Linked DNA regions of Mus musculus: all the other regions are linked to region 2. Evidence: chromatin loops called from intact Hi-C (ENCODE). Cell type or tissue: heart. All regions are shown on one strand. Each heading gives the region's core, and the rest is flanking DNA. Links, peaks and the distances in the headings are about the cores only. Region 1 overlaps Timm22 (translocase of inner mitochondrial membrane 22). Region 2 overlaps Abr (active BCR-related gene). Region 3 overlaps Mrm3 (mitochondrial rRNA methyltransferase 3).

Region 1 (10,083 bases), core at 2,084-10,083, 77 kb before region 2:
CAAGTGCAGTCCCAACCTAGCACCCATTACAGTGGTAACGCTGTTGTTTGCTTTGCAGCTGGAGTAAAGGCCGGGGCCATAGGTTGTGGAGGGTTTGCTGCTTTCTCTGCTGCAATCGATTATTACCTACGGTGAAAGAAACAGCCGGGAAGGAAAGAGGACGCCAGCCACCTTCAGAGCTGCTCTGTGGAGCAGTTTCTACACACTTGGACTGCTTCAGGGGTGAAGCCAAGTGCATCCCTCTACAGTTGATGGTGTGAAGGACACACCTCGCTGCTCGATCGCTCTCTGCAGCCATTGGAACAACCATACTTTTCCACTTGAATTCCAACCAGGTTTTTCAGGGGAGGTGGTATGGCAGAGTGTCTCCTTGCAGTAAACAGATCAGGAGGCAGTGTGTGGACTGTTACGCATTAAGCTTTGAACCAGGCTCAGTTCTGACCTGGCTCAGCTCCCCAGCTTTGAATAGGGAAGTGGCAGTGTTTGCCCATAGCCGGGAAGCTCTTCTTCCTTCTGTGTGCAAGTATCCATCATGAGTCCCAGGGCAGGGCAAAGTAAACTTATGCCATCGAGGCAATTATGTGATTTCAGTTAGTATCTTTGCTGTCCTTGTTAAAAAATATGGGGGTTGGGGATTTAGCTCAGTGGTAAAGTGCTTGCCTAGCAAGCCCAAGGCCCTGGGTTCGGTCCTCAGCTCCGGAAAAAGGAAAAAAAAAATATATGTATATGGGGGCTGTGAGAAGGCTCAGTAGTTAATACCAGAGGTCCCAGGTTTGGTTCCCAGCACCTACATTGTGGGTTACAACCATCTGTAACTCTAGTTCCAGAGATCTAAGGTTCTCTTCTGGCCTTTGAGGGCACCTGAGTGGTGCAGACATATACACATGCAGGCAAAAATACCCAATTTTATTTTTTTTAAAGCAGATGTACTATTATTAGGAGCTAGTTTTTCAGATTTCACACCTCTGACAAAAGATGCCAGCTGGCCCAAAGAGTGACAAATCCAATGGAAAGGCTAGGAAACCTCTAAGGAACTCTGGGAGCGTTGCTCTTAGCGTCTGTGGAAGCTGTATCTTTGTTACCACAGCCACTCCATCAGCAAGGCCTCTCCCTAGAAAGTTTAGCCATGTTCCTGGATGTATTGCAACATGCTGGTAACTCCTCTGCCTCCTCAAAGGCATTGGATTGGCTGATGGTCATGCCTACAGCTTACAAAACCCTTGGTCTTGGGCCCCAACCCAGGTGAAAGGTCCGTGAATGTCTTACTGTGGTCACCCTGCCAGCTGAGTCAGTCATACTGTAGCTACTGGCCCAGATCAGATGGCAGAGGCCTGTTCACCACCACTCCTGTTCTCCGCTAAGCTTTTCTTTGGCTTTTGGTGGTTTGTTTTTTGTTACTGTTATTCAACAGTTCAGCCTAATTATACCATGGCAGAGAACGAGCCTTTTATGTTTGGGCTGTGCCACTGAACTGTTTACTGTAGCGTGTGGGTGAAGGTGGAACTAATGGGCTCAGTCCTTACCTCCTGCTTCTGTGTAGGAGGCTCAGCCGAGGCTTGGAACTGGCTACCTTCAGCCAGCAGTCTTTTCCCCTGCTGTATAGCAACCCTTCTACCCTTGCTTTTCTTGCTTCCTCATCTTCACTCAACCTTAAGCAGAGTTCAAAGACTCAACTTCAACATTGGTCATCTGGGTGTGTATTTATATGTGAATAATGATATCAGATCCAGAGTAACACCTTTGCTGTCTTCTTAGGATGGGTGAGTGCACGGGGCTCGGGCTCTTTGCTGAATACTTTTCGTTCCTATGCCGAGGAAAGAATCCAAGTCAGGTACTCAATTAGTCAATCTCCCTGCTTCTAATCTGCAGTGAATTCTGTATGATGCCTGCCCTATTTCATAAGCACAGAGCTTCAGTCGTGCCTACCCCAGAGCTCTGGAAACAGGCTTAGGAGTGCTTCCTGTATTGTCTGTAAATCCTTCACCTAGGAACACTGATGCAAGGATGGACTCTACCTGGTACCTGTCAAAGTGCTCAGGTGCCTGAGGTCTTTTACCAGCTGCTCTTTCACATGAGCGCCAGTACAAGAAATGCTGCCATCACAGCTACCTTGGCACAGAGGGGCCTCAGCTGTCAGTAGCCATCAGTTGAACAAGCCAAGCCTTGTCCACGTGGACCATTCAATCAAAAGGAGATGAATAGCTTCCTGTTTTAGATGGCTGGGGGTCAGTATGAGCTCATAAACCAAACAGCAGTTTGCAGACACATCTGTTCCTGATCTCTAGAATAAACAGTGTCCAATGGCTTCAGCTGATTAAGTCCCACACAAACCCTATTGGGTCTCCTAAAGGAGTGTAGGCTCTTGGTGGTGGTTGGAAGGTGCAGGTCTCTGACAGGCAACTTCAACAGAAGTCTGCCATAAAAGACATGCTACTTTTGAGGAAAACATAAGTAGTGGAAGGCCAGTGGGCTACCTCTGTCATCTTTTCCAGGCATACTTGTGACCAGGCCCACAGTGAGTATCCCATGAAGTGAACGACTGCAGCAGTGACTTAGAAATGCATCCACAGAGAGGGGCAGCTTTCTCCCTCAACTGCCACAGTCTTCCAAAAGTCAGAAGGGAGGTGCAAGGTTAGAGATAAACAGGTTCCTGGAAACACATCTGGGTGCAGCTGGAAGGATTTAAATATTTAGATTGGTGGTCTTTCCTGGACTACTGAGAACACAAACAACCACACCATGGGGCTGAGTTTTGTGCAAATGTTGAGGCTTTGCAATTTTTTTATTAACATTTCCCTCTCACATGGTTTACATCAATTTATAATAATCTACATAAGTTTAAACAGAACAGAGACAAAAAAAAATATATCCATACCCACTTATTGGGGGTCCCATCCTACCTTGTCAGCAAAAGCTGGCAGCCCTCAGTCGTTGCTCAAGCAAGTACAGGCATACCTGGATTCCTGGACCCTGTCTCCTGGTGCCCTGCTGGCAGTGAGGGGGTGCTGGGCTGCAAGGCCCCCATCTCAGGAGAACCACCAGATACTTCCTTGGTGCACTTCAGATCAGGTCTGGCACCTGACTCTGTCCACTTTGGGTGGAATTTATAAATAATAGGAACTTCTAATAGTTCTCAGCTCCTCCCGCTTCCCTGCTGTTACACTGCTTAAGCAAGCTGGGGCTGCAGTCACTGCTGCCGAGCAGCCCCGCTCTAAAGAGGCAGGAGGCACTGTTTTGAGCTGCAGCCAGCTCCAGTCAAGCTTTGAGAATTTGTTACTGTCAATCCTTTGGAAGCAAGAATGCACATACCAGCACCTGAGTGCCAAGGTAGTGGCAGATGTGATCTTTACATGCATGACATTTTCTTTCACCTGTCTGAGACAGCAAGGCTCCTTGTTAAACTGCTAGTAGGCAGCTGGGAAGTTGGCATGCCATCCTCCTGCATAAACAAACTGTACCGTTCTGTCAAAGGCAATAGGTATGCACAGGACCAGAAGAGCCCTACTTAACCTCACCTAACAAACAACAGCTTGGGGGCCAGCAAACCCTTGTTTAGACTTAGCCCTGAGCACACACAATGAGAGCTGGTCTCCCCAATCCTGAGGGCCAAGAATGAACTGCCATATAGAAGATCCAGAAAGCTGTGTGGTAGCTGTGGTAGCTCAAGCCCCTATGACAGGAGCACCTGTCTTTCCCTGCTGATTGCCACAGGCTGGTAGCTCCTACTCAGACTGGAAACAGTGCTTTTGGAAGAAAACTCCTTTTTAGTACCAAGCAGTAGGTCACAGAGCTGGGAATGACAGCTGCCGACCCGATGCTCTATAGCCCCAGCAGAACTCAATTCACGAGAGACAGCCTACCCCACAATTTCCTGTATACTTGGGATTACCCACAGGCCTGAATTTAGAAGCCAGGGTAGAAGCATTCCAACTGGGTTCTGTCTGCTGTTCCTAGGCTCTGGAGCACGCATGGCATTGTGGCTGCCCCGTGGCAGTGCTTGGCTGTTGAGAGTGTAAAATCTAAGGCAAAAGTACCACGAGGTATGTGTGATTCCAGGTTCCAGGACAGGGCCTGTCTTCACCTGGACACCTGATTCAGCCACAGAAGCTGCTCTCCAGGAGAATGTACACTAGGATAGCCACTGCGGGTCCTTACACTGAAGACTGGCTTCCCTTGACTTGCCACTGCTGGCCGCTCCACTCATCTTGTTCCTTCACAGCCTGGGTGCCCACCATACCCTTCAGGTGCAATCCTGACCTCTCTTAATGGCAGGACACTTGTGGGTCATTACACTCAAAGAAAACAGAACACTGGGGAAAAGGAACAGAAAATCCAGCAATAGAAGAAACAGCTGAAGATACCGACTGGTAGGCAGGAGATAGAACAGACAAACCCCAGAAATGGCAATTCTCAAATAGAACATTCCAGAAATGAGCTTTCCAGCTCTGTGCTGAGGATTAGTGTGTGTCTGTCTCCTTGTTCAGCATTTGCACAGACAGCAAGGAAAGCAGATGCGCTTCCACACGTGGAGAGCAAGGAGGCCAAGGGCAGCACGTCAGACAGGCCAGCACTGCCCAGGGCCCCTGCAGAACTTTGCGGTGATGGAGCAAAAGCCCATGCTGCACATGCATGCAGCAGGCTGGGAGGTGGCAAGGGCAGACACTGCAGGGAGGCTGCAATCTGGGAGCAGGGCCAGGAGAGGAGAAGCTGGCAGTAGTTACGAAGCGCAAAGTAAAAGTCCTTGGACCGGACTCAGGCAGAAAGTGAGTGCTGGGAGAAATGAAAGAACAAAGCAATCTGTCTGTGCCCATACCAGCTCGGCCACTACCTTTTCTGCAATGACAATAATACATAAAACAATTCCTGGACAGCACGGAGCATCAGACACACTCGGGTACAGAAGATAGGAGCTGGGGTGTGGTGAGGAGGCGGGGGCTGGTCAGCTGGCTTTGTACAAGGTGGCACAAAAGATGCACATGTTCCAGTTCTTGGAAGGTGGCTTCCCTTGGACTCTGGAGTGCTAGGCTGGGGAGTTTCTGTTGCAGTCTTTCAAGTCTATGTCGGGGCCCGGCTGGAGGGCTGGCCCCTGGCCGCCCCCACAGCTGCCCACCCCAGGCTACACGTCTGTGGAGAAGTACAGTGTGTTCCGCTTCAGTTCTGCGAAGGAAATGGGGGGATGCTGCAGGTAGTAGAGGAGGACCTGGACCTGTGAGGAGACAGGGAGACTGAAGTTGGGGTCCTCGCCTTCCAGACCCTCCTCCCCTGCTATGCTGAAAAGGAATGATTGCCAGGCCACAGCCAAGAGTTAACCCACGTCACTCCCCAGACTCACTCCTGCTTCTTCCCCTTTCCCTGAAGCCCAGATCGCTTTGCTCATTTACAGCACTGGAGGGTGCTGCAGGGTCAAGGGTCAGGGAGCCACTTCCTTGTCTAAGTCAAAAGCTTTCAGCATGGGCCTGAGATGGGTGCTGAAGATGAGCCTCTTGACCCTGAAAGCAACCCTGGGGCTTTCATTCACGAGGTCAATCCCCAGCTCTCAGTCTTCTGTCCCTCTTCTGAGACTGAAGCCCTCAGGAAAGCAGCTAGCACCTGGGACAGACATTCTTCAACCATGTGTAGACTCATACATTGTTGTCTTGCCTTGAGCAGGAAGGGTGCTCTGCAGCCAAGTGCTTGGGCACCCTATATACCATTAATTCAGCTGCCTAGCAGGGGAGGTGGGGCCTCCTACACAGTGCTGGTAGTACCTGGGCCATGACATCATGGGACCAGATGTCTGCAGCTGATGTGAGATGTGCTTTGCTCTCCACTTCTGATGGTCTCAGTAACGTGGGGCCAAACACCGTGGCAAGGTTGTGAAGTGACATCTTGTTGATGGGCTCCTTCTCAGCAACCCTGAGAGAAAGGAAGGCGAACAGAGTCACTCCTCAGCGGCCACAGGAGCCCCAAGAAGCTAAAGGTACTTGTAGAAGCTCCCTCAAAGACACCAAAGCGGCAGACACCTAACCTCCCTTCCAATAGGTGGGAAAGACATTAGGCGAAGGGACTGAGGTCCCAGCTACGTCCTAGTAAACTGCTGTAACATACCCCTACTAGCTCCTAAGCTATGTGCCATGCTGATGGAAAATTGCCAAGCCTAAGGACTAACCACTACCCAATGGCATCCCTCTTGACTTAGATAAGATGGAGACAGCTCTAAGGACTCTTCCTGTAATCCTGTATGTTGTCGTCATCCCCTCTACAGAGGTGAGGGAACCAAATAAGAGGTTTAGTGATGTCCCTACAGTCACACAGCTAATAGGTGCTAGAGCTGGTTTCTGAGCGATGAGTAGTCTCCCCAGGAGCCACTCCAGAGCCCAACAGTAGTACACTTATGGGAAGTCAGCAGTGGAGAGGGCAGAGCAGAGAGGACCTGCTGCCCAGAGGCAGCTGCTAGCTGAGCCTACAGTTATCCAGGCTGTGTTGTAGCAGGAACAGTCTACACCACAGGCAAGTCTGGAGGCTGAATTCCCCATTGTCTCTGAAGAGCCTGCTCATGGGCCTGCTCTGACTCTTTCCAGATCTCCCCTTCTATTATGTAATAGACTAGGTTGATCTGTCCCCTGAGTGAAAGTGGGAACTACCATCTCTGGCTACTGTCGAGGAAGGCTCAGTATCACCAAACACACCAAGAAATTTTGGACCTCCCCCGACTCCATACTAGGAAATGTTTCTGGAGTCTCCATACACACAAACCCTGGATAGGGCCTCTCATCCTATTCTCCCACCAGGAGAGTCACAAATGTGCCTGCTGACTACTTTGGAAACAGGCAAATGTAGTGCCAGCAGACAGCTGTGCAGCTGGCTAGCCTCTACCTCGTGTACACACACACACACACACACACACACACACACACACACACACACACACACACGGGCCCAGTTCCCAGGATGGAAAACCTAATGCATTTTTTCCCTTCCCATTCCTCCTCAGCATGTCCTCTCACAATGTTCACCAAACTAGTTGGTTGGGACTTTGGTCCTGGCCAAACCAGAGGGAGGGACATTGTCTCAAGATGAGAAAAACAAGACTCCAGCGCCAGCTGTGACTAGGTCCCCACTGGCGCCCTCCAGAGCCTGGCCTGCCTGAACCACAGCCAGCACCCAGATGAGGGGATGAGCTCAGAGGCGCTGGCCCATGGTAGCAAGTGGATTTAAGGAATACCAAGTGACCTCCTTCCAACTGGTGTCTGTAATTAGTCCTGGGCTAAAAAGTAAGTGATGAGGACAGGCTGGTACTAAGTTCAGTACTAAATAGTGATGTCAGCTTAACAGCTCTGGTTTGCCCTGACCATAGGAGGGGCAAGGGAAGGTGAGAAGGGCCTTAGTTTAGGACTTGTGGGCATTAAGTACAATTTTACAGCTAAGCCAAGCAAGTCCCTGCTGGGCTTAGGGTCTCAGTTTCCCTGTTTCATAATGTATGGGCCAAGACCAGTAGGCTTCAAATTCTTAACTGACTCATAATGAACACATCAGATGATGTAACAACCCAGGACACATGGACAGGTAATGGAATAAAGCAATCTTTTTGCCTGGAGCTCACCCTTCTGCTACCCTTTCTATTTCACTTAAAAAATGCTGCACTGGGCTAGCAGGACGGCTCAGTGGCTAAAGGCCCTTACTGCCAATTCTGACACCCTGAGTCCAGCCCTCAGAAGCTACATAATAGAGTCGACTTCTACAATCTCCACATGCGAACCACACATGCATACACGCATGCACACAATAAATAAATGTAAACAGAACAAAAAGTTGTACTAACTAAATAAATGGCTGCTTTTGGGGCCCACAGATTAAACCCACCTGAGGCCCTTTGGTTCACCCCACCATTCTACGAGAGTCTCCTTATGTTTCCCAAGCTAGTTCTTGATTGTTCAAGCAATCCCCCTGCTTCAGCATCTTGACCACAGGCATGTGCTATGGTACCATGGCCAATTATTTTATACTGCAATTAGGAGCCAGTTTCCCAACAACCAATTGTGAGCTCAGGACAGGGAGAAACAAGCGCTCAGCCTGCTGCGGGTGGCCTAGCACAGGCCAGGACCCAGGAGGTGGAGCTGAGACGATCGGTCTGGTGGGACAGGACAGGAAGCTGCTCTGGGCTGGGCCCTGCCTCTCCTCCTTACCTTTTCAAGTGTTCCAGCAGGAAAAGGAAGGTGATGAGGTTGGGGTCAGGCAGGGAGCGGAGTAGGTGCATCATGCAGTTCTCCTTGGCAGCAGGGTCTGACAGGGCTGCAGGAGGAGAAAGGGCTAGGGCAGGGCCTGCCTGGAAGGCCAGAAGCCTGGACCACAGAGAGAAGGCCTGACCTGTGTGTGGCCTGTCAACAGTGGGTTTCCCTAGGATGCCCAACCATGACTCATAACGTGGCTAGAAGGTAGGCTGAGGGAGCAGCCTCTCCCTTCCCTTCTCACTGACCATTACCCCGGTTCACCCAACCCAAACTCCATGCTAGTTTAATCCACTAGTCACAAGTTATTACTAGGGGTGGGGATGTTCTCTGTCAAACAGCTCTGAAGCTGGCCTATACTGAACAGCCTCCCCTAGGCTTCACATTCTCTACAGGGTCTCAAGTCTTATCTGCCTCAGGAGAAGAAGGGAGCACTGTGCCAGGCCTGGAAGTGGCCCTTGTAGGTGGTCACAGGAGCTCCACTGGCAAGTACCTAGGCAATGAGGAGAGCCACTCCGTGGGGCTCAGAACAGCTGTCCCCAGTAAACTACAGCTTTAACCAGCTTCTTCCCTAGCTCTAGGCCCTGCCAGCTCAGGGCCTTCTTCCATAAATGCCTGTGTCTCCAGGATCAGTGTGTAAGGGGGAGTCACAAAAGGGACACATGGACAGCGGGACAGGTAAAAGGGCCCAGCCTCAGCAGGCTGCACTTCATTCTCAGGTCCTTCAGTCACAAGAACAAGACTGCTCTGGACAAGCCACTGGCAGGAATGCCTGGGGCATTTCCTCCTGCTTTTCATGTTACCAGTCTAGGAGACTCAGCCCAACCAACCCTCAAGACTGCAGAAGCCTCACCAATGCCCTCCATGAAGGCTGGATAAAGTCTATCTGTAAGGAGGGGCTCAGGCAGCTCCCGAAAGTATAGCTTGAGGGTCCCAGCGATGGCGTTGATGTCCATGTCGCTCAGCATCAGTAGGATGTCCTTGTTATCTGTACAGGAGGGGGCAAGGTCAGAGGCTACACTCACCTCCGAGACATCTCAGGGGCAGCCCTAAGTACTGTTTCCGTCCCTCATATCTGTCCCTCGAACCTCTACGCACTGCACTCCTTTACTGCCTCCCCTTAGGAAGGTAGGGTATACATGGTGCCCACAAGCTCTACCATATGTCAATGCAGATGCTATCTGTGGGCAAGGGCATCAAGGGACAGGTTAGAGTCTATCTGCTGTGACTTCTCAGAAGAAAGGAGGGACATAATGAGTTGCTCAGAGTACCAGAGTGATACCCACCCCACATAGCACACACCTAATTACGTGGTCTAGGGAGCCATATATCATCATGTTCCCAGCCCCTAGCCTACCCTCACCCTACGTGGACTCATCATGGCTGCCTGCCTAGCTCAAGCATCCTGAACGCTGGATATAATACCAGTGCCTTAGCCCGACCCAGCCTGATAGAAGAGGGGAAACTGAGGGCCAGGACCCGCCACAGAAGAGACCTGCCACATGGTAACAGGGCCCGAAGACAGCAGGGAGGAAGAAGTCTGAGCCAGCAATGTATACTATGGAGTCAAAAGGTCTCAATTTAAGTTCAGGAACAGAAACGTGCAAGTTGGGTAACCCAGAACGAGTGACCTGACCTCTCTGAATGCCATCCTCATTGTAGCAGTGGTTAAGAAACATGAGGGAGACCTAAGTGACAAGACCCAGGACATGTAACTTGTCAGGGGACTCAGAAACAGCCTCCTTCGTGCCACAACAAATTACAGGGCACTGGCCAAGGCTTCTCCCTCTCCACCAGCTGCTCAGGTACCACCCATACCCGCTGGGCCTCTCTACTCACTGGCATCAAAGACAGCCTTCAGGGCCTGGATGTCCGT
Region 2 (8,000 bases), core at 1-8,000:
CGGCTGCTCTAAACATGCACCAGAGTACCGAATAGAGATGAGGTGCCAGGATCCCACTGCCGCTCCCACCCAAGCCTGCAGTCATCTCTCCACCCCAACCCTGCATATTTGCCACCTACCTAACCTAGGTCTGCAGTCTATTTTTAGTCTCCATTAGCTCCTTCTTGGAGCCACACCATGGTGTGTGGGTGGAGCGGGGCTGTGATCATCAATCATCTTATGAAAAGGGAAAGACTCAGATACCTAGCCTGGCAAGGCACCAAATACCACGCCCTCCAGGGCCCATGCAGTCAGGTAGCCCTGCTTTGCAGTGTGCATACTCCTGCCACAGTCCTCAGAGGCCCTCTCTCCAGGCACAGGAAAGAGAAGCGATAGGCTGTGGCTCAAGTTCTTAATGGTAGGTAATAGGCAATGGAGGTTACTTCTCCACACCAGAGCTGGCATTCCCAACAGCCCATTCCCTCCTAACCTGCCTCTCTAGTAGCTCTGCTGACCTGGAACAAGTGGGCTACTCTTGCTTATGCCCACTTTGGGAAAAATGCTTACCTACCGGACAGCTGTTCCCACCCCCTCTCCAGCTAATTCAGTTATCTTCCTTCAAGAAAGCCCGAGTGACCTCAAATTCTTGATCGTCCTAAAGGTTCACTTGCATAGTCAAGACGCACCAAGTCGCCAGTCTCCTCCTTGGAAAAGAGGCAGCTCCCTTGGCCACACTTCGCAAATGCCCTTATCCTCTGGTTGCCATGGAAACAATGAGTTATTGCCCACCAGTTTCAAGTCAGCCAGCTCTTCTGGGGGCAATAGGCTCACATCAGTGACGGGCCACCAGGTGACTCATGTCACTGCCAAAAAGATCCCTTAACACAGCTGACTGAGGGGAAAGCCAACAGTCACTGCCCCTAAGGACAACTGGTGCAGGGCAAGCAGGCACTCACTCCACCTCTCCCCACAGAACAGCTGCTGAGAGAGCCCAGCCCCTCAATCCTCTAGCAGGAACGCACCAGCCCATCTCATGCTGAGTTAGGCTCTTCCACTCAGCCATGAGGCTTGTGCACACATCAGCCATTTCTCTCCAAACACGGCTTCAGCATCAGTCAAGAGCCATCCCTGCCCCCTCCCCACAAGCATCCAGGGCGTGTCACATTCCCACCTTCACGGCCACCAAGAAGGGGGACCCTGAGCCAGGGCTGGTCGGGGTTCCCAGTTCACACTCCTCCAGGAGAAACACATCTTCATCCTCCAGAACCTTGTCCAAAAAGCCTATTGCCTCCTCTTCCTCTTCCATGGCAGCCAGAGCCGCAGAGGGCAAACAGGAAGCAGGGTCCACACAGCGGCAGCGGCAGCAGCAACAGCAGCAGCAGCAGCAGCAGCAGCAGCGGCAGCGGCCGCCGCGCGCCCCAGCAGGGAGGCAGGCAGGGGACAGGCGGGCGGGGAAGAGCGCAGGGCAGGCCTACACCAGCATGCTGGCCTCCGCGGAGTCGGTCCTGGCACCTGGCCACCGGCTGGCGATGAAAGGCTCCATTATGAACCTTTTCCTGCTGCCGCTTTCCAGCCGTCCTGCGCACCGGGCCCGCCTCCCGCGCGTCCCCACCCTGAGAAAGGGGAAGCGGGGCCTCCAGGCAGTCACTCGCGGGATGAACGCCGGGCAGGGTCGGCAGCCAGCGCCTTCCGCGGTCCGTTCCTTCCTCGGCCACTCCGCTCGCCCTAGGCCTGGTGCCGGGCTCGTCCGGGCGTCCCGGTGCTGCGCTGCCGGCCCCACAGAGCCCGCCCTTTCTGGACCCGGAGGCCCGATTGCTCCAAATGCACAGGAAACGCACGTCTTGACTTGCGAGGTGGAGCTGCTCGTTCCTGCTGTGGTCACCGGGCGGGCGAGCGGCTGGCGGAGGCTTCTGGAGCGAAGGAGGAGGGAGGGAGGAGGCCGCAGACAGGCCGGGCGGGCGGGGGTGGGGGTGGGGGGGTGCTTCCCAGAGACAAGCTTTATTTACAACTTCTCGCCGGAGCCCTCGGGCCAGCGGGCGGTGTGCAGGAGAGCGGCTTCCCCGAGAAGCCACCCTTCACCCACTCGGTCCACGTCCCCGTGGAATCGTCACAAGACAGAGCCCCCTTCGCACCTCGGCCTCAGGCTCCATCCAGCACCTTTGCAGCGGGGAGGCCCACTGCCAGTGAGAAACCGCAGTTGCCATTGCACCACGTAGAGTGAACAAGGCTTTGCATTTAATTTATACAGGAGGGGACTGGCCTGCCTCATGTCCAGCTGAAGCACAGTGGCAGACAAGGTCCTGAGCATGTGTCACTGGGCACCATGGACCACCCGAGAGCCACATCACGGTCAGGTGCTGCTGGCAATGCCACTTCCTTGGAGTAGTTTCTGTGACGTCCAAGGAGAGAGAGCCCGCCTACAAGGCCAGTATGCACAATCTAGGACAGGTAGTATTATCCACCCTGCCCACTCCCAGAGTGCTTCACTCTCACACTTCCCTCAAGCGTCTTCCATATTCCAGAAACTAAATTCATACAGAGGATGAGGCTCACACCCTGGTCCCCGACCCCATCCCTAAGTAGACATACACTCATATTGCCACGGGGGAGGAGTCTAGGGCCAGCTGCAGGAACTCTTTTACAACTCAACACTGAGGCCAACTGTGGCATATCTTTAGCACTCATTCAAAGTTCAGGTAAGGCAAGCACCAAAGTCCTAAGTGAGCTGAAGAAACTACCCAGGCTCTAGCTAATTAATGTCCCCCAAAGGAAACACAGGCTCAAGTTTCAACACAAGGCAAACTGTATTCTTTATGGTTCTAGCTTTGTTTTGAAACAGGATCTCTAAATGTAACCAAGATAGACTTGTTTGCTTTTTTGTTGCTTTTAGATTTATGTTATTGTACACGTATGATTTATGATTGTTTTGCCTCTGTGTGTGTGTCTCATGTTTGCATGGATCAGAAGGCATCAGATCCAGTTTAGACCCCCTATAATTTAGTCATGAAGGTGCTAGGCACTTAACCCAGGTTCTCTACAAGAACTCCAAGTGCTCTTCTGTGGGGGGGGGGGGGGAGGAGAGGGGTTGGGTTTTTTCAAGACAGGTTTTCTCTGTAGCCCTGGCTGTCCTGGAACTCACAGATTGGCCTGCTTCTGCCTCTGCAGTGCTGGGATTAAAGGTGTGCACTGCCACCACCTGGCTGCAGCCGGTGTGTGTTCTTAACTGCTGAGCAGTCTCTCCAGCTCCCTGTAATGGAACCAGCTATGTGGATCAGGGTGGCCTGGAACTCTGAGATCTGCCTGCCTTTGCCTCATCCTGTGTCACCGCGCCCAAAGGAAAATATGAATGCTTAAATAAAATCTCCTGATTTTAAAATGAAAGCAGGTAATTTACATTTTTTTTAAAAAGCACAACACATTGTGAACCACATCCTTGCTCTGAGCTAGGCTTAAGGAAGGCCACAAACTGCCTTTACTCTTGCAGCTGGTTGTTAGCTGTGGTTATGTGGGAGGAGTTTCCCCTTAGTGTGTGCCCTATGCTCACACTAAGGATTTGGCAGCTTGGAATAAAATTCAGCTTCATCTACCAGCCTACCACTTTATCTTTGTAAAACTTGTGTAACGGGTACCAGCAACCAGGTGGTGCAGTGTCTGAATATGCCCATCAAAACGTCACGTGCTTTTTATGACCAGTTGTCTTAGTTAGGGTTTTACTGCTGTGAACAGACACCATGACCAAGGCAAGTCTTATAAAGGACAACATTTAATTGGGGCTGCCTTACAGGTCAGAGGTTCAGTCCATTATCATCAAGGTGAGAACATGGCAGCGCTTAGCAGGCATGGTGCAGGAGGAGCTGAGAGTTCTACATCTCCATCTGAAGGACACTAACAGAATACTGATTTCCAGGCAGCTAGGATGGGGGTCTTATAGTGACACACCCACAGTGACACGCCTACGACAACAAGGCAACACCTCCTAACAGTGCCACTCCCTGGGCCAAGCATATACAACAAACCATCACACGAAGCCTTTCATACAACAGCACATTCACTTGTCAGTGGCAACCATATGGCCACAGGGCAGAGTCAAACTGTTGAGGCCATTGCCAACAGAAGGCAAACTATCCCCACTGGGGACAACTCCCCTCTACTGTGCGCCTTAGCTGAGAAGCACATAGAAAGCCGTGGGGGAGGGGAGACTAAAAGGAACCAGTGGGGCTTCTTACCCTACTCTTAAAACGTTTTCTGGAACTTTGAAGTCAAGAGAAACTCTTGCCCTTCTGTCAATAATAGAAAAACCTGCCCTCACCGAAACTGACACAGATGGAGAGAGGTGTGACAGGTTCTCTAAGGTCTGAACTGGTCAAGGATCTGTCCCACCACTGGGATCCTGCAGCTCTCTCCTACCCAGAATCCGCTACTTTTTCTCAGTCCAGTTTCGCTCCGGCTCAGTTATAAATAGCCAAGACACGTCTGAAGGGCCCTCTCAAACCACAATTCCTCATTTGGTTTGGGAGGGTAAGGCTGTTCCATGGCCTGGGAACAGCCAGGGTTGGCACTCCCTAGGGCACAAGTGTGCCAACTCAGGGCCCTGTGCTTGCTATAGGTTCTTCTGTCCTCCACCCTGCCAGCTCTAAGTGCACAGCATAGGGGTCCACATGGGTCAGACCAGCAGGCAGCTGAGGACTGTAACCAAGGGACTTTCTGTGAACCCCACAGAAGCTGCTCCCCAAATATCCAAGGTGTCAACGGCCCCACCCAGCCCAATTGGTTGGAAATTCCAGTGAGTGGACACAGAAGCCGCATCCACTCAGAGGCCCTCAGTCCTCCCTCTGGAGGGGAAGTGACTCACAAATCCCCAGGGTGCTCCCTCCCTTTCCCCCTCAAGACTTCAAGAAGGCCCTGGACCTAGGCTTCCTCCTTACTCTGCCTGGTTCCAGACTCTCCTCTCCAGAGACACAGCCAGTATGGCGCTGTCCTCTGGCCTTTCTCAAATCCCTCAGGCGGCTGGGTACACAGTGAGTGGGTTCTGGCTGCTCCTTCCTCCTGCCTCACAGCTCAAGGCTCTGTCTCTCCCACAGCCCTATGCTCCCAGCCTTTGGAAAACTCATCCCATCTTACTGCTCTGCCAATGGCGACCCACTGCCACCTCTAGGTGTGAGACCTGCCCAGGCAGCTGGCTCTCCTCACAGGGAAGTCAGAGCAGCAACCACCTTCAGCTCCTCAAATCCAGACCAGCAAGTTCCTCCTCTTCCCCACCCTAGCTTCCCCTTCCATCAGTGGGTTGTTATCTTGTGGCTCTTTGTGCCCACGGCCCCACACATCCCTTTTACTAAATTCTCTGTTTCTTCCATCTTTCTCTTTTTCAAACCACAGCCCAAGCAGGCCTTGCAACATCTCACACCTACGCAACACCTTGTCTGTCCAGCTAACCTGCTCACTGGTAGATGCACACTGATATCTTAAGGAGGCCTGGGATGTGTGACCAACCCCTACCACTGCTGAACTCTCAACCCACTGAGGTGAGGGATGAGTAGAAACAGGAATGGGTAGGCAAGGCGCTCGTGCCATTGGAAAACTCCACTGGGGAGTGTGAGGGTGAAAGACAGACAGAACGCCATGCATGCGTGGGGAGTTAAGGACTGCAGGCTCTGAGATGTGACTGGTGGGCTTCTAGGTAGCACCTGGAAGCAGAGAGGTCTTTCCGGGCAAAAGGAGGAGTGCCCAAAACAAAGGTTTTATTTTCTGGGGTTTTTGTTTTTTGTTTTGTTGTTGTTTTTTTTTTTTTTTTTTTTTTTTTTTTTTTTTTTTTTTGTCTTCATTTGTTTTTTGTGGTGCTGGTGCTGAAGCTGGAGTGCAGGGCCTTGCATAAGCTATGTTACATCCCAGCCCTAAAGACAGTTTGTTTGTTTGTTTGTTTCTTTCTTTCTTTTCTTTTTTTTTTTTTTTTTTTTGGTTTTTCGAGACAGGGTTTTTCTGTGTAGCCCTGACTGTCCTGGAACTCACTTTGTAGACCAGGCTGGCCTTGAACTCAGAAATCCACCTGCCTCTGCCTCCCAAGTGCTGGGATTAAAGGCGTGCACCACCATGCCCGGCTTCTAAAGACAGTTTAAGGAGGCTCAGGAAGCAGGAAGGGGACAGAAGACAAAAGCAGCAGCAGATAAGTATGCAGAGGGCAGCTGAGGCAGGGGCATGACGGACAAGAACCATGAACATCCTACAGGGTAGGGTACCAATCACAAGTTCTCATACCTGCTAGGTCCAAATCTCAAAGTCTGTAGGGCTATCACACACGCACAGACCACACACACACACACACACACACACACACACACGCACAGACCACACACACACAGACACAGGGAGTATAGCCTTTCCTTATACACACACACACACACACACACACACACCCCTTATATTTAAGTCTCCATCCTCTCACTCCCTTACCAACTCAATTAACAAGCACTTATCACTTGCCTGCTCTACGCCAGGCATTGTGCTCACATTCAAAATGTAGTCACAAACAGGGGACACTGCCCTTTGTGGAGCTGACAGTTTCAAGAGCAGAAGGACCAGGTGACTGACTCCCAAGGCTGTGCCAAAGGAAAGGCAGGACTGGGGAGGGGCACATTTTAGAATTATGTTGTTGAGGTATAACTCCAGAAAGAGTAACGTGGAAACAGCTATTGTGATTTTTAAATGTCCACACCCTCTGAGTCAGCAATTCCACCCTAGGGAATTGTCTAAAAAGGCACATCTAGAAGGGCATAGAGATGTATGTATAAAAATGTTCACTGGCGTGAGAAAGCAGCACGGGCTGCTATGAGTTCAAATGCCTAACAGTGAACCGGAATCCGGCGGTACACTAGATTCCAATGGTGGAATGGTACACTAGAAATTCTGGCACTCAGGCAAAGGCAGGAAGATTTTGAGTCCCAGGTCTGCCTGAGTTATAAAGTGGTCTAACACACACACACACACACACACACACACACACACACACACACAGGCACAGTAAAACAACACAAAAAAGTGGCTTAATTAGCACTGGAGTTGTAATTCAATGGCAAGAGTATTTACCGAGCATGTGCAAGGAGGTCTGGGTTCAATCACAGCATTGCCTCACCCCTCCCCCACCCCCAACCACCACCAAAAAAGCCCTGAGAGGGAGAAGGAGCTGGTTAAATGAATTCTGGTTTATCCATGGGATGAATACCACATAGCCACAAAAGGAGTACAGTAGATCTTAATTCCAGATCTACAAGATCTCTCTCAGTCTTTACTGGAGTTTAATAGTATGGAATCATTTGAATACGTCGTCTGCATATGGAGAAAGCAGGGAGAAATAACCTCTCAGTAGCTGTCTGTAGGAAGCGAGCTTTCACGAACTACATGATGCACTTCTGATAAGTGGAAATTTTGAATATGTAATCAGAGAAAATAAAGCTATAAAGAGAAGTGAGGAGGCTGGGGCATAGCTCAGTCACAGACCCAGTGCTTAGCATTCCCAAGGCTGCTTAACCTTGCCCCCTCCCACACAGACACACAACGCTATGGCGGGAATTCAGAGTGGATCTGGGAGGGCACAGGCAGGTGCGTCTGATGTAACAAATGAGAAGTCACAGGAGGCTCCCTGGAAGACGGGTCATTAAAATTCAGCCAAAGTAGAACATGGCAATACATGATTGAGACTCTAGCACTTGGAAGGTTAAGTCAAGAGGGTTACAGGTTCAAAAACCAAACTGGGCCTCATAGGAAAAGTCTGTCTTAAAACACCCAGGGCTTGGTCTGGGGCTCAGTAGCAGAATGCTTCCTCACAAGTAAGTCCTTACCTTCAAGCCACAGAAAACAGTGAAGTAAAATAAAAATGAGCACGTTAGTCATACTGGTGGAGATGAGAGACAGGCTGAGAAGTCAGGTGGAGTTAATACTGCAGGTGGAGATCGGTGGGGACGCTTCAGAACCTGGCAAAGAATCCAGTGATGGAGCCTGGCAGAGTGGGAGCCTTGGGGTTTCACCAT
Region 3 (10,302 bases), core at 955-8,954, 240 kb before region 2:
TGAGTTCTGAATCCCATAGAAAGAAAGCTGTCACCAGAGTGATTCTGTATCCTGGGACATTTTTCTTAGCCTCAGGGAAATGTGATACACAGTGATACACAAATTAGCCTTACTACATCTGAGCTTTTTCTCACAGAAGGGATTAATAGGCTTGGTTCTAAACATACCTGGCTAGCAGTTGAGACATGTCTAGAGTGCCTTTTACACCCTGGGAGCGGAAGGGAGGGAGCTTGTCACTCATCAGAGACACCCAAGCTACTATTAAATATAAACTAACAGTGGAGCAATTGCTGAGACTTGCCTAAATTGCTCCATTCAACTCTCCCCTGACACACTCTGTCCAACTCAGGTCTGGCAGTGTGAGACCTAGTTTCTGGGGTTCCATTTTCAGTACCCCACCCACTCCATTGTCGATAGCAGTGCGGTTTTGGGAATGTGCTCGCATTGCTGAGGTAATGCGGTTCTCACTTGTCCCCACGGCTGGGGTGAAGGAGGTAGGGAAAGAGGAGGAAGGTGCGGCAGAAGGGGCTCTCACTTGGCCTATAGTCCAGCTCCCATCTCTGGTTCCCTGCAGTGCTTAGGAAAGCCCATAGGTGGGAATGTCTGGGCATGAGTATATTCTCTGTGGTCTGACAGATACTATCCTAAGCTTGCCGAGTTAACTTTTAAAATGACCTGTCATAAGGCAGCCCTGTGACACTCAATGGGGAAATGCCTTCCTCCTACTTGCCTGTGGTGGGAGTAGTCATATGGCAGGTCAGTATCTACTGGGCAGCCAGTGCACAGGAGCCCTCAGGTCTAGATGTGACTATGTCCAAGTAGGTTCCTCTAGCCTTCTCACTGCAGCATGAGGGAGGGCCTTGGCAGGGACAGGACTACCAACTTTGTTATGTTGGCCATTGCCTACCTCTGGCCTCCTATCCCACCCTCCCTGTCCAGCAGCAGGCGTGCTCGCTCACTCTGCCTTTGTGCTCTGCCTGGACCTCTCTCCAGCACAATCCCCGTGTCCCCTAGCAGCCAGTTCAGTGTCACAGTCTCGTAGATTTTAGTGTTTCCCTGCTCATGCTTCTTTGACATCAGTTACTGTTGATACTGTGGTCATCTGATTCAGTGATCTTCCAGTGCCACAGTTGATGCCCTGCATCCCTGCAGGTCCATGGTGGCATTTTAATCTCCATTATATTCCTTGCAATGCCTGGCACCTGTGTATGGGTGCGATGAACAACATCTATTTCAGCACTAGCAGCAATCGGTCTTCTAGACCCTTTGCTGGTCAGTGTCATCAGATGGGAGGCTCTTGGTCCCAGCAATGGCGAAAACTGTAATGGAAAAACTGTTGGTTTATCTCTTGGTTAGGATTAAAGGGACTTACTTCAGCGTTACCTTTGTAGTCTAGGAAGATTGGTTAAGTCTCAATTTGTATCCTTTGTTTTTTAGGCTGTGTGGATGCCTGGGAGCCTAAAGTGCTCCGGGCAGGCATGGGGGCACATTTCCAGGTACCCATTGTGAACAATGTGGAATGGGAAACAGTGCCCAATCACTTGCCTCCTGACACTCGAGTCTATGTGGCAGACAACTGTGGTCACTATGCCCAGGTTCAGATGTCTGATAAAACCGGTGACCGTGACTGGGCATGTGATCGCCGATTCTTAAAGTTTCACAAGTATGAAGAGGACCTAGACACTAAAACCAGAAAGGACTGGCTGCCCAAACTTGAGGTCCAGAGTTATGATTTGGACTGGACAGGAGCACCAGCAGCTGTGGTGATAGGTGGGGAGACGCATGGAGTGAGCCTGGAATCCCTGCAACTGGCCGAGAGTACCGGTGGCAAGAGACTGCTGATCCCCGTTGTACCTGGTGTGGACAGTCTGAACTCAGCCATGGCTGCGAGCATCCTGCTCTTTGAAGGGAAAAGGCAGCTGAGGATAAAGGTGGAAGACTTGAGCAGGGACAGGAGTTACCACTGAAGGAGCACAGGAATCCTCAGTGGGAGGGGAAGGGCACCTCCAGCCCCTCCTCTGCTAGGAGGCTGGCCAAGGTGACAACACAGGAGCCAGGGGGTAGGCACTGCCACCATTGTGTGGTACTTAAAAAAAAAGAGTTTCTATTAGTGTCTGCTGTTCCTTATTAAACAACAAAGGTCAAAATTCTTTTTCATTTTACCCATATGAGTGTTTGCAGGTGTGTATACTATACCACAAGTATGCCTGGTACCTGGCAGAGGTCAGTAGAGGTGTCATATCCCCTGGAACTGGACTTATGGTCATGAACCACCTTGTGAGTGTTAGGTACCGAAACTGTTCTCTGGAAGAGCAGCAGGTGCTCTTAACCACTGAGCCAACTCTCCAGCCCCATCAAAATTCTCCCTATAATCTCCTATCTCCACTAGTTTTGAGATTGTAACTTTTTTCTAGTGTGTACTACATAGGTACTCTGCTAAAGGAGCCAAATTCCCAGTGCCTTAGTATTTTCTGAGAAGCTGAGGGCTACAGGGCATGGTAACCAGCAGCCAGCTGTTTTTCGGATTTCTCTGCAGCCATCTCTGGGCTGGCATATCCAGGCCTTCTGTCCCACAGGCAGCTGATGTGGATTTTCTGCCTTTGTGGTGAACCAACTGAAGCAGTTCATCAGGTGGTGTCATGCCTTCTTTGCACAGCTCCTCTGCAAAGGTATTCATTTGTTTGTTCTGAGACCTATAGCCCTGGAAAGTCTAGAACTTATTATATAGACCAGGGTGGCCTTGAGCATAGAGACCCACCAGCCTCTGCTTCCAGAGTGTAGGACCAAGGTGTGCACCACCATGCCTAGCTCTACAGGCATCTTTTTGAGGATTCTGTATGAAAAGAGGTGAGACCCTGAGTCCACTTTGCAGCATAACCTGCTGCTGGAAGTGCCAGCTTGCTTACCAGCTCCTTGCTGCTAGTCATGGTTTTAGTGGCACTTGATTAAATGCTGTGATTTAGGGGAACAGCAAGATGACCCAGGGAGTAAAAGCACTTGCTGTCCAAGCCTGGTGACCTGAGTTCAATCCCTGGAATCCATATAAAGGAGAAAACCAACTCCACAGAGTCTTTCTCTGACCTCCACACACAGCAATGATCTAAGGGGCTGCCGAAATGGCCCAGCATCTAACTGATATTTCAGAGATCCCAGTTGAATTCCCAGGGCTCATGTTTGGTGGATCATGTTGGGTGGCTACCTTTAATTTCATCTCCAAGTGATCTGCTCCTTCTGGCCTCAGATATGTATACTCAGATGTGCATAAACAGACACATTCATATACATGTAATTAAAAATAAAAAAATGTACATTTCATTTTTAGATCAGGAAGCATCACTGGGTGTTGTGAGCCGAGGACCTTACAAGGTCAGGGTGCGGAGGCTCTAATCATACTGCCTCAGCACTGAGCTCTCAGATCCCCAGGGATAGGCTGGATCCTTAAACCCCAAAATACAGTGAGGTCAGAGAAGACCAAAGCAGGTAGTTGCACCTGCTGAGTAACCATGGGAAGGAGTGGGGGTGCTGGAGTTTGGAATCCGTTCTAAACACTACTTCTGCAACCACAAACAATTGGTTTAGAGTTGAGGTTCCAAGCAAGTATTTGTGCTACATCTTCAAGCCCAGCAGCTCCAATGACTAGGTTCCTGTCGGACTCCTTTGCTGCTTATTCTAGGAAGGCTGAACAAGTTGCTGCACGTACAACAGAAACCATAGAGCCAACCCTTCCCTTTCCATTCCTTCAGCTCTAGTAAAACTCTTGGGAGAATCAACTGGGCAAGCTGCCCATGTACCAGGTGGCAGATGCCAGGGCTTTGGGGTGCTTTAGGAGAGATTACTGGTAGTGTTTGGTTTTGTTGGCTGTGTCCTCCCAGGAAGAACACTGCCTGCCCTCCCAGGGTACTGCACAAACGTTTGATGTGGGTGGGTAGTCCATGGGTTCCTGAGATTCTCAGTCTCTAGTCAGCTTTTAAAAACCAGGAAAGGCCAAAGCCTTTTCTCCGAGGGCGGAGGGATATGTGTGTGAGAGTCTGCGACAGACAGAGATGGGGTTTCTTTCTCTATGTAGTCCAGGCTGTCTTAGAACTCACAGAGCTCTGCCTGCTTCTACTGGGATTAAAGGCATGTGCTGAGCCCAAAGTTTTTTTACTGTGGCCCACAAAGGCTGGAACACAATGTGAGCTGAGGGGGACTGTAATGACTATCACAGCAGGCTGGGTTTTAAAGGCAGCAGGGAAGAATTCACACCACTCTGCTGAGCCTGCTGGCATTTAGTCTCCCCTTCAACACCTCAGAGAGTGCTAAAGAAACAGAAGGCACCAAAAGGAAGCAAGCAAGCACACCTCTGCCAGCCACTCTCCTGTACTTAGTCTCCTGCATTGTGTGCAACTTGAGGCCATTCTGCTATCCTAGGTGCAAGACGGATAAGAAGTGTATTTGTCAAATGCTTTCTGGCCAGTGTTAGAACTTAGCCTGGGGGCTGGGGTACACACATTGTCCTTTTAAGTGACTGACTACAGGGGAGTGCTTGTGGCTATGTTCTTGCTGAGCAAACATGAAAAAAATCACGGGCTGGAGAGATAAGAGCACTGGCAGCTTGCTCTTCCATAGGTCCTGAGTTCAATTTCCAGCAACCACATGGTGGCTCACAACCATCTGTAATGAGATCTGATGCCCTCAACAATGTATTCATAAAAGAAGTTGGAAAATCGCTATCATGAATTTTCACCTTTGAGAACAATGAATGTCACCATTTCCCCAGGAAACAGGAATAAAATGGAGCAGTCAGAGTTATGGAAACTGGAAGGGAAACTGAAAAACTGGCCTAGGCTCCTGCTTGGCTTTGCAGGGAGGCCCCCTGTAGTAGTAGCTTTGGCCACAAGGTGGCAGGCCTCACCTCAGAAATGGTTACACAGGCTAGAGAGTTGGGACTTGCCCTGGGCTTAAGTTGTTCAAATGGAGTCCTAGCTCCCCCTGCCAAAGAGTACTGCAAACTTGGATTATATCTCAGCTCAGTGGAGATCAGAATCTGAAATTCAAGAGAATATAGACATTAACACAGTTTCTATGTCTAGCCTCTGGGAGATGTCCCATGTGTTCCTGTCACAGGAAGCTTACATGCATAGCCTTGCCCAGTGCGTTTGGTCCTTTACCTCAGCCAGTTGCTAAGTGGTGAGAATCCTGGTCACTTAGACACATGGGGCAAAATACTACTTGACATCTTGCTCCAAGGGCTCACAGCAACTTCTGATGACTGTCACCCGTGCTGAAGTGCATCAGGGCCACACAAAGTCCCAGCAGCCCAGCCTGCCAGGATTCTCTGACCATGGGTTGTACTTTAGGCCCTGGGGCTCCTACCTCCACCCAGCTGCCTCCCCAGCCGCTCAGTGACGTTCTTGCCATTTGGGCTCATCTTGTTTTACTTTCAAGAAGTATGTTGCTTTTAACTACAACAGTCTTTTCCCTTTCACTCCAGGAGGGAGTGAATACACAAACAAAATAAACTAGGAGCCAAATTAACTGATGAACTGTTTCTAAACAGAGCAGAGTCTCATCTGAGCAGCTGGGGCTACAGCTGCCAGCCCAGTCTCACTGGAGTCCCAGGAGGCACGCCCGCTCAGTGCTCAGTGGCCCAGTGTTCTGGGATTGGCCCTGCACTTCTCCCCTCTGTATAGCGATTCCCAGCTGTGTCATCTACTCAGGAAACCTCAGACTTGGGGTGCCCCATCACCAGTGCTGCTGCTTCATGAGTGGGAACAAAAGGTGGGAGGAGGAAGCAAGAGCTGCAGCAGGGTTACTCGCCCTCCTTGCCGCTCATGGGGATGAGGGCGAGGCACACCCCAGAGTAGCTGGTGAAGACTATATTCTTAGCTCTAGTCCTTACGATTGCTATTTGAGGTCTGAGCATCCAAAGTCCAGCCCTGAGGCCACTGAAGCCTACTCAGGGCAGTATGATGGCTTTTCAGAGTTGTAACTTTAAAAGGAAATCTCAGCTGTTCTTGAGGAGTTACATGCACTTGGCCTAATACAGTCCCGGCCTGGGAAGCAGCCCAGAACACTACAGGCGTGACCCACGTAGCAGTGGTTAGTTTTAATTGTCAGCTTCACGCCCTCTAGGATCACCTGGGAAAGGAATCTCAACAAAGGACTGCCTAGGTAAGTTGGCCTCTGGGGCAGTCTGTGAGGAATGAATGATCTTGATTACTTTGTTAAGGTGTGAAGAGCTGCCCACTGTGGGTGGCGGCATAGGATCCTGTGTTGTAGGAGTGACTTCTGGCTCTGATGGACCCTGGAACTGAATTGTAAAAGAAACTTTCCAGTAAGCTGTTTGGTCACAGTGTTTTATCACAGCAACAGGAATGAAACGAAGACCTTCATCTTTCCTCCGTAAAGTATGTGGAGAACACCCTATGTTCTGATTCCCCTGCAGCAGAGTTCCCAGCACAAAGCAGAACTACTATATAAGTCCATATACAGCCTTTGTTCCTGGAAGGTTTACCACGTATGCTCACAGGCCCTTGCCTTAATAATGAAGTCATGGGCTGGAGAGATGGCCCAGCGGTTGAGAGCACTAACTGTTCTTCCAGTTCAATTCCCAGAAACCACATAGTAGTTTACAACCATCTGTAATGGGATCCCATGTCCTCTTCTGGTGTGTCTGAAGAGAGTGACAGTGTACTCACATACATAAAGAAAGAAAGAATAATATAATCACAGTGAACGGTGGTCCCCTAGAAAGTCCCCTAAGCAGCCTGCTTGGAGGCATTGTCAATAAGGGATATAGATGAGGTAACCCCTTTAGTATAACCATTGTGGGAGAAACTTTGTAAGATCTTGGTGGGCTCAGGACTGGCTGCACAAGACAGTGGGAAGGGAGAAGGGTGCTCTTGAACCTCTGCAGCCCCTGGGTACTGCCACCCTGGCTTTTGTACCTCATTGGTGTTGTGGTGCTACAAGGCAGGCACAGGTCTGCCCAGGCTGACAGAAGAAATGTCTCTGTGTACAGAATGTGAGCACCTCAGCATGTGGCACTGGATGCTAGCCCAGGCCACTCCCTATGTGTCGACTCTGTGCAGCATTTTGACACACGTGTCCTCACTTGCCCGTGTTTTCTCCTTGCTCCCTTTAAGAAGACCATTGCAAGTCCCACAGACCTGTTCCCAAGCCACAGTCCTCTCCTTGCTGGATTCAGTTTGCCACCATGAGCATGGGAGCAGGAGGGGGAACAGCTTTTTTGTGTCTTTAATTAGGCAACAGGATAAAACAAAGTCTGGCTGGAAATTACCACTTGAAGCTTGCCAAAAAAGCAGTGCTGGCTCCGTATGCTGGAATAAGTGAAGGCCACTGGTTTCAAGAACACATGGTGGGCAGGACAGAGCAGAAACCACCTGACTCAGAGAGGAAGCTGGTGCCATCTGCCCTTTTCCATCATTAGCCTAACAGATGTCCTTTTCCTTGTATGGATTTATTACTTTTGATATTTTGAGACTGTGTTGCTATGAAGCCTAGGCTGCCTTTGAACTTATGACCCTCCTTCCTCCCTCCCTAGTGTAGGATTCCAGACTATCCTTTGATCTTTTGTGTGAAGGCTGGGTGAAAAAATCTTATCTTGCTGGGCACTGTAGCTTATGCCTCTAGTCCCAACACTTAGGAGCAGAGCAGGGATTTGAGGCCAGCTACACAGTGGCTTTCTAGGCTAGCCTAGGCTGCAGAGTAAGACTTGGTCTCGAGAAATTTAAAGAAATGCATCTCTATTGTGGGAATGGGGTCTGGAGGTCATTTTGAACACAAACCTGGGAATTCTACAGTGGCATTTTTATAGCTCCCTTCCCATGTCGACCTGCAGGGCATGGCGTTCCCCATGCTGCTGGAGGAAGCCTGTGGCTGCCACAGCTGGTGTCTTAGCCTGTTTCCAATTAGCAAGGAGAGTCGGAAGGTATCTTGGAGCTGCTTGGTGGGAGCTAGCACACCACCCACTTGGTCTGCTGCAGTAACCTTTAGGGACTGTTCACTGGTTTGCAGGAAAGGTCCTTCTGTAGCTCGTTCTCCAACTGTAGCAGCTGCACAGAACTAGGCTGTCCCCAGTCCTGACTAAGCCACACATCCTCTCTAAAAGGGGAGTTCTGGTGTTGCATTCTGCTGACCGGAGAATCAGCCCAGGACAGGCCACTGAGATACGACATAGATCCAATCCTGCACCTTCCAATTGGCTTCTCTTTCTCCTCCCCACAACCCCCCAAAGGTAACTAGCTGCCAAAAGGGACACCATCCTTTCCTTCAAAGCCATCACACCCAGGGCACAGACAGAAACCTATTCATTTTCCAAGGGAGAGAGTTCATCTTGGTCCTTGTCCCCCTTTCAGGGATGCCCCTAGCCCTAGGACAGAGCTAGGACACCCCATTCCTTGCCCTACTCTTTGAAGTGAGGTCCATGGTGATTCTAGTGTCTCCCCATGGAGGTGTCAGTGCTCAGCTTCAGTAAACACAACAAAATTCACAACAAGGTCTTCAGTCTGAGAACCAAAGCTCCGGTGAGCTTCCTGCCTTCTGAAAACCAAGAGAAACAGACAGCCATGTGCTCTCTCTCTCTTCTCCCCCCACCCCTGTGTGTGTGTGCTGAACTCAAGGCCTTGTGTACCCTACAACCAAACTCTGTTCCCAGTCTCGGTTCGTTAGATTCTTGCGGGCTCTAGAACATTCGCCCCATCCCAAAGAAAGCACTAAAGGGAAAAGGACTCATCACTGAGGGCAGGAAGGCCCAAGCGAAGGGTGAGGTCAGAGAGGCCTGCTTTATCTGCTTTATTTCTTTCTAGGTGATTGCACTTCAGGCTGGCAACATCTGATAGTGTAATTACCAACTAATTTTGTACCTCTGAATTACAAGCCAACAATCCAATTCAGCAAGGAACAGCAGTGTCAATAGCTTGTTGGGGGAGGACAACTGCGTTTTCCAAAATAAATGGTTTGGGCTGGTAAAGTGTTGGGTTGAGCTGAGGGTGAGGCCCAGATGCTTTGAAGTCCCTGACACCAGACTGTGACAGACTAAAGTCCTGGAAATCCCTAGGCCAAAGCACAGACCCTAAGAACATGGCTGATGTTTCCACTGTTGTGGTCAGTTCAGCTGCCTGGGCAGAGCAGAGGAAGTCAGGGTGACTGCAGTTGGCATGCCCAGTGCCCTCACTGCTTTCTAGAGCACAGTTACCTTTGCAGGTTCCTAGAGGAAAGAAAACCCTCGTCTCTTTTTGGATCCAGTTTGAAAAGAAAACGGACCATGAAAGGGGCTGCAGGTGATTGTGGCAGAGAAGCAGCCCACAGAGAAGCCCGGGTAGCTGGGCAACACTTCTCTGGGAACTCAGGGCTGAATCTTGGGAAGATGGCTAAGGGGGAAATCCATTTCTGAAATCCCAAGATTTCGGGAGGTTTTTGTATGAGCAGAAACCTGGGGATGGCCAAGAGTACAGGAGGAAAATGGGGAGATGAAGAAACTAAGCACACAGTAAGCGTTCTATGAACTGTTAGCTCGGCTATTCATTTTCCCACCAAAACAAACACCCACAAGGTTCCTTAGAGATATGGAAGTCCCCTGCCCAAGAACCCACTGATGCGCTGGTTTTCCCTCAGACCAAGAAAGATCACGTCCTTACAAAGCAAATTCGCCGACAGCTCTCAGCTGATGGCCACTGAGGTCATGACCCTTCCTCTGTAACTCCCACGGGTACAGATGTCACAGGAGAGTTCCCTCTGGCTTGGGGTGTGTATACTGATCCCAGAGTCAGAGTCAGGGCCTCAATCCACGGTCCTTGCTTGCTCACTCTGCAGAAGACCCGGGAAGGTCCTCCATCATGAGCCAGGAGAGGTGGCAGTCTCGGGGCTAGCTGGTCATGCCATCCTCACGGATCCCCAAGCCATCTCCAAACACCGTGGGACCTGCTGCCACTGTGAGGATGCACACCCATGGGTGCTAGCTGAGTTGCTAATGTAGAAACAAGGCACCACAGAGGTTGGACACTTGGATTGTGTGATTCAGGACACGCTGGAAAAGTCCAAGGGCAGAGGGGAGGAAGGGGAGAAGACTGTGTCTTAAATACTGTCTCCAGAGGCCGGAGCCCACTAGATGGGCTCAGGCTTGAGTTTTTCTGCTAGGAAGTCATTCACAAAAGTCTCCACAATGGCTGGGGTGATCTCTTCTACATCCATCACGTACTTGGCCCGGGCTGACATGTCCAGAATGGTGAGCAGAGGCGCCGCCTCAGGCAGGTTGGTGTAATCTCTCAGGGAGTCAGTCATGTCATCCTGGAAGTCACC

The links. Peaks named below come from ENCODE experiments on the same cell type or tissue, not always from the same donor. Only the 100,000 strongest peaks of a DNase experiment are listed, where the experiment ranks them.
Region 1: it touches region 2 in a loop (2.3-fold over the local background); 4 of 42 quality-filtered maps call a loop at or near these places.
Region 3: it touches region 2 in a loop (2.9-fold over the local background); 2 of 42 quality-filtered maps call a loop at or near these places.

Annotation. Positions count from the first base shown.
Region 1 is chr11:76,413,988-76,424,070 of GRCm38, forward strand. Timm22 (translocase of inner mitochondrial membrane 22) reads left to right here. Exons shown (of 4, transcript NM_019818.5): 4 at 59-2,326. The coding sequence ends at 135. Abr (active BCR-related gene) reads right to left here. Exons shown (of 23, transcript NM_198895.2): 19 at 10,047-10,083; 20 at 9,061-9,195; 21 at 8,166-8,271; 22 at 5,748-5,895; 23 at 2,745-5,206. The coding sequence ends at 5,117. Among named protein-coding and RNA genes, the nearest start is that of Timm22, 12 kb to the left of the region's middle. In heart, for the core only: a CTCF peak has its summit at 5,386; a DNase peak (open chromatin) is centred at 7,084.
Region 2 is chr11:76,493,107-76,501,106 of GRCm38, forward strand. All of the region lies in intron 2 of Abr (active BCR-related gene), which reads right to left. Among named protein-coding and RNA genes, the nearest start is that of Abr, 74 kb to the right of the region's middle. In heart, for the core only: a CTCF peak has its summit at 3,179 (motif pointing left); DNase peaks (open chromatin) are centred at 1,655, 1,815, 2,265, 4,845 and 3 weaker places; H3K4me3 peaks cover 3,441 bases; H3K27ac peaks cover 6,148 bases.
Region 3 is chr11:76,248,458-76,258,759 of GRCm38, forward strand. Mrm3 (mitochondrial rRNA methyltransferase 3) reads left to right here. Exons shown (of 4, transcript NM_183263.5): 4 at 1,438-2,165. The coding sequence ends at 1,967. It overlaps Nxn (nucleoredoxin), which reads right to left. Exons shown (of 8, transcript NM_008750.5): 8 at 8,769-10,290. The coding sequence ends at 10,108. Among named protein-coding and RNA genes, the nearest start is that of Mrm3, 9.9 kb to the left of the region's middle. In heart, for the core only: a CTCF peak has its summit at 4,870 (motif pointing right); DNase peaks (open chromatin) are centred at 4,884, 5,614 and 7,294.